Linked DNA regions of Homo sapiens: region 2 is linked to region 1. Evidence: chromatin loops called from intact Hi-C (ENCODE). Cell type or tissue: heart right ventricle. All regions are shown on one strand. Each heading gives the region's core, and the rest is flanking DNA. Links, peaks and the distances in the headings are about the cores only.

The links. Peaks named below come from ENCODE experiments on the same cell type or tissue, not always from the same donor. Only the 100,000 strongest peaks of a DNase experiment are listed, where the experiment ranks them.
Region 2: it touches region 1 in a loop (7-fold over the local background); 16 of 110 quality-filtered maps call a loop at or near these places.

What each region holds. Positions count from the first base shown.
Region 1 is chr7:148,108,601-148,111,517 of GRCh38, forward strand. The region is part of intron 15 of CNTNAP2 (contactin associated protein 2); the gene reads left to right. Among named protein-coding and RNA genes, the nearest start is that of C7orf33, 480 kb to the right of the region's middle. In heart right ventricle, for the core only: a CTCF peak has its summit at 1,698 (motif pointing right); no DNase peak of the experiment used is centred there; H3K27me3 peaks cover 320 bases.
Region 2 is chr7:148,240,944-148,243,860 of GRCh38, forward strand. All of the region lies in intron 20 of CNTNAP2 (contactin associated protein 2), which reads left to right. Among named protein-coding and RNA genes, the nearest start is that of C7orf33, 350 kb to the right of the region's middle. In heart right ventricle, for the core only: a CTCF peak has its summit at 1,526 (motif pointing left); a DNase peak (open chromatin) is centred at 1,506; H3K4me3 peaks cover 381 bases; H3K27me3 peaks cover 394 bases.

The sequences.
Region 1 (2,917 bases), core at 305-2,804:
GAAAACAAATACTGCAAGCTCTCATGCATGAGTGGAATCTAAAACAACAGACTCAGAGAAGCAGAGAGGAAGATGGTGGGTACAGAGGCTGGAAGGTGCAGGGAATGGGGAGATGGTCAAAGAGTGCAGTTAGGAGGAACATGCTTGGTTGGTTAAGTTGTATTGCACAGCTTGGTGAATGTAGTTAGTAATAGAATATGTATATTTCACAATTGCTAAGGATGAATTTCAAATGTTCTTATCCCCCAAAATGTTAAGTATTTGAGGTGATGGATATGTTAAGTACCTTGATTTAATTATTTCACTTCATATTCATAAATCATAACATCACTTTGTACCCCATGAATTTATACAATTATACATTGTCAATTTATGATTTCTAAAAAAGCATTAGTACCTGTGGTAAATCAGGCTCAGGGGAAAAGCCTCAGGGTTTGTCGTCTTACTGTTCACACATTGAAGGAAAAGAGGCTCCTCTTCCATCTTTCCCCATTCCTTGGCCAAGCCCTTGCACAGGCTGACTGTAAGTGAAATTAAAGAATATCAGTGTAGTAGTAAGTAATCACATTTGTTGATCTTTTGTTTTGTGCCTAGCACTCTGCTAAATGTATTTCATGGGTTATCTCCTGAGATTCTTACCATACCCTATAAAAGAGGTTCCACTGTTATTCTGTTCCTGGACCAAATAGGGTCGAGCTGCTTATTCTCACCACCCAATAAGAGATGCAGATGAACTGGGAAAGAAGAGAGGTGTTTTGTTTTGTTTTGTTTTGTTTTGTTTTGTTTTGTTTTGTTTTGTTTGAGATGGAGTTTCGCTCTTGTTGCCCAGGCTGGAGTACAATGGTGCGATCTCGGCTCACCGCAACCTCCGCTTCCCAGGTTCAAGTGATTCTCCTGCCTCAGCCTCCCAAGTAGCTGGGATTACAGGCATGCACCATCATGCCTGGCTAACTTTGTATTTTTAGTAGAGACAGGGTTTCTCCATGTTGGTCAGGCTGGTTTCAAACTCCCGACCTCAGGTGATCTGCCCGCCTTGGCCTCCCAAAGTGCTGGGATTACAGGCGTTGAGATTCTATTTCTGTAACTGGGTACAGGGAGAACACCTGGAAATTATCGCCAGATCAACTCAAACTTACAAAGTTTTCCAGAGCTTACATACCTTGTAAGCTATATGTCTATGAGTAAGTGTGCATTTATCTAAAGACATAAGTGACTCACTTCTTTTAATTTATAACTAAGATCTGAGTCCTGAAGACCTTCCTCTGGAGCCTCAGTAAATTTACTTAATCTAAATGGGTTCAGATGCTGGACTAATGACCCTTGTCTCCTGCTAAATCATGGAGGTTTGGGGAGTTCCTTCAGACCCCCATTAAACTTGTTTGTGGAGGCCTGGGGAGTTTCTTCAGACCCCCAATGAAACTTGTTTAATCCTAAACAGGTCCTGTTAAGAATTCCTTCATTATCTTGCCATGTTTCAAGGTCCAGAAAAGGCCTAGGCAAACTCTCGGTGGGCTTTTGTTACATCCTAACCTTTGTATAAGGGCACTGCTTCTTTCAGCTTTTAATATTTAACTTAACCATTCAGTCAGTGCTGAAACAGTTGTTATGGAGGCCTGCATTAGTAAGACCTGGTCTGCCACAATTCCACTGTACACATGAGGATTTAGGAAGGCCAAATGATCTGCCTCACGTTGCCCAGTAGGTGGAGATGGTAGAGCCAGAATGGGAACCTGGAGGTCGGCTTCCTCAGCCTGCACACGGAAACAGTGCAGGGAAGCTTCACCAGGTGACAGCCCAGAGCAGCCCAGGGACTCACTTCCTGTCATCACTCCCACCCCCCACCACCTCATCCTGGTAGTACCACCCGCGCCAATGCTTCTAGGGCTCTTGCTGGACCCACAGGTGGACTGTGACTTCAGTCTGTTACCTCCTTCTCTTCATTCTCCACGAAAGAACTTCAGCACATCACAAGTTCAGTTACTTCACTACTGGCAGTAAAGGAAAATCTGTAAGTCCAGGCTGTTGACAGGCAGGTGGGAAGCAAGCTGTGGAGCTCCAAGAGGCCCAGGAACCGGAGGCAGGCAAGGGCCGGGCTCAGAGCCGGAGGAATGGCGGAACGTCTATGTGAGGGTCAGTCACACCCCAGCTCCCCGCTATGACCCTGCCAGTGACTGTCCTACTCTACCCATGCAGGAAGTGGGGGTTCACACTCCAGACACCAGGCACCAAAAAATGGGGGTAAAGCTCCTTAATAAAAACAGAGGAAATTGACTTAATAAGGTTGACCCCTCTCCTTAGCCTTCTTCCTGTCAGCTTCCCAAGCACTGAGCAACAGACATATATTCCTCATGAGGAAAGTAGCGGATTCTTCTCTCAAGATATTGAACATTCAGTGACCAAAACAAGTCACAGATACTGACATTCGGAGTCCCTTCAATGGGACAGGGGACTCTCCATGTGATCATGAAGCCCAAACATCAAATCCACCACCATCCCAGACACACACACTCCAGATTGCAGTCAGCTGTCTAGTACTTGACTGTTCGGTATAAACAGACAGGTGAGAGTCACCAACTATGTAGGATAATGTCAGAGATGTCATAAAAGAAGGGACCCCCAAACTCACAATCCAGGGTAGGGGTGGGTGGCAGGAGGTCTGGGAAGAAACAGAGGCGACAGAGAAAGCAGAAGAAAACTTTTGATAATTAAATTAATATTCTCAGAGAGACAAGAGAAGATATTGAGATATTGCCTCCAAAAAAATTAGAATGGGGTGCTATGAAAAAGGGGACTATCAGAGAACGAGAAATAATACTTGGAAATTTAAAATATGATAGCTGAAATTAAAACACAATGACAGTATTGAAAATAAAGCTGAGGAAATTTCCAAAGAAGTAGAACACAAAGGAAAAAGATC
Region 2 (2,917 bases), core at 90-2,589, 130 kb after region 1:
TGATTAGATGGTGCCCACCCAGATTGAGGGTGGGTCTGCCTTTCCCAGTCTACTGACTCAAATGGTAATCTCCTCTGGCAACACCCTCACAGACACACCCAGGAACAATACTTTGCATCCTTCAATTCAACCAAGTTGACAGTCAGTATTAACCATCACACTTACTTAATAGCTCTGTGTTCTCTAGCAAGTTAATGAAATCTCTGTTGACTTAATTTCTAAAATTGGAGTAAGTCCATCTTTTCTAATGCAGTTTGTGTATGTTAAATGGAAATACAAAAAAAAATCTAGCATAGTCTATGACCCAATAAAACGGTAGTTTTCTTCCTTCATTCCCAATTCCCTTCTCTTTCTTAAAAGCAAAAAATAAAATAGCAGATGTCAGGATCAGTACCAACAGGCTCTTTGGGACTATGGTTTCTTTCCATTGATTTGTAGTTCAACCCATTAAGCATATTCTCAGCACCTAGTATATTCCCAGCATGCAGCATGGCTGTTGCCTCCATGAGCCCAGTCCAGTAGAAGAAAGACCATCAGTCATACAGATATGAACCAAGTGCCCATTGAAGTATAAGCTTGTGCTGTGGGAGCACAGAAAAGTAGGGGAATGAATAATCCTGAGGAGGAAAGAGTGGATCAGAGCAGTCTCACAAAGGCATTTGAGCTGTTCCTTCAAGGTTTCCATGGTGGAGGGGGGAGGATCACATTAGCTTATTTATTTTTTACTACAGAGATTCAACATTTGCCCTTCATAAAAATTATACAGAAAATATGTTAAGAAAATAAGTTCTAAGCCATCAAGCCCATCTGATCTGAAACAGAAAAAGACTCATAATGAATATGTCAACACTTCCACATTTTTCATTTGTTTTCTAAAGCAATTTCATCTGCAAATGAATTATGCACTCCAGGGCTAGACAGTACCTCCATTCCTACACTCCAGAAAAATGTGTTTACTTCGTTTTACATTTCATGCAGCTCAGTGGGAAGGCAGTTGCAATGCAATTTCTGATCCAGTTTAGGGTTTGAGATGTCAGTCCTCTCTTTCTTTCTCCAGAATACGGCTAAAGCTTGTAAGACCAAGGTTGGGAGTTCACTTTTTTTTCCTCCAAGTGCATTAAATACATAAATCACCTCTCAAGAAAGAACATAAGGTTCCTGGATTTCTATTTTGTCTGGCATGAAAACTAAAGTCCAATCTGCAAAGCATCATACTGTTATATCCATCTGCAGTGCACTAAAATCACTCTCAAAGATTGTAACTCTTGGAGCAAATTTTTAGCACAATGGGCAGAGCGGGTTGTTTCTTGCCCAGGTAACTGAAGCAGGTTCTTATCTCACCTAAATTCATCTTCTGTCTGAAAAGTAAGTGTATCTCAACATGCGGTTTGAGGTTCTGAAGGGTTCCACGCTGCCCTTCCACTCAGGCAGGGAGAAGTCAGTCCTGGGATTGAGTCTGAAGATTTTGATGGACATGGTCCTGGAGCGAGTTCGGAGCTAGTGTTAAAATGCCCTCTAGTGGTCATTAGCTGTAACCAGTGAGCGTAGGGAAGGGAAAATCTTGTGAAACTGGCTTGGGTGTGGTTTTCTATAAACACCGACCAAAACCAGAGTCCTAGGTTATAGCGCGGGTTACTTGCATCTGTCGCGGATACCGCGATGGCGGTAGGACTTGGTATTACTTATAGAAATGGAAGCTTGCCGTTGCATTCAAAGGGTACAATCCAGGGATTTTTCTTACGCTTTCACATCTCACTGCTCTGTCCCTGAGCCCTGGGCACACACGAGAGTTTCAAGAAGTGTTGACTGAGTGACTGAATACGTGAAGGAATCCAGTTTATGAATCATGGATTCTGTGCACATTCAATGAGCTTGGCTATTTGAAAGTGCACAAATTCTTCCTGCTTTCTGAAGTATTAAATATATTTGATTTGCATCCTTTCCCCAGTGGTCGCTTGGTGAGCTAATAATTGCCTTTCCTCTTATATCTTTGAGCTGAGGAAATATAATCAAAATGTTAAGGAGAGGGGCAACAAACCCCCCCTTTGTGGGTAGAAGAGAAGGTCTGGGCTGGCAGCTCAAGAGAAAAGATGAAGAAAGGACATCCAAAAAGAAGTGGAAGTCAGAGAATGAATAAAACACATGAGCGAATGGCTGCCATCCTATCCGAGCATCCTTCCTGATATTGTCACCCAGGGCCACCAGCAGAGGTTACATGGTGAGAACAGACAGTAGAAATCAGCCCACTCCACCGATCTGACTCCTGGTCTCCTGGGGAAATGGCATTAGGATCTAGGTTACCAACATCATAGCTTCTGCCAGGGCTTGTGTGCTTAACCCCAACAGTGGAACACCACAAATGCACAGGGGCAGTAGCCTCCAACATCCTGACCATCTCTGAGAACCTGTCCTGCTAGCAGAGGGGACAGAGGCTGTACAAATCAGAAAGTTGACGTATTAGTCCATTTTCACGCTGCTGATAAAGACGTACCTGAGACTGCGTAATTTACAAAAGAAAAGGGTTTAATGGAAAAGTCACGGTTCCACATGGCTGGGGAAGTCTCACAATCATGGTGGAAGGCAAGGAGGAGCAAGTCACATCTTACGTGGATGGAGGCAGGCAAGAGAGAGAGCGCTTGTGGAGGGGAATGCCTCTTTTTAAACCCGTCAGATCTCGTGAGACTTATTCACTATCACAAGAACAGCATGAGAAAGACTGGCCCCCATGATTCGATTACTTCCCACCAGGTCTCTCCCACAACACTTGGGAATTCAAAATGAGATTTGGGTAGAGACACAGCCAAACCATATCAATGGATAAAAGGAAATGTAATGTCAACTAAAGACAAAAAAAAAAGAAAAAAGAAAAAAAAAACTTTTGAAGAATTAAAGTTGGTTTTATTTAGAAGTCTTATTG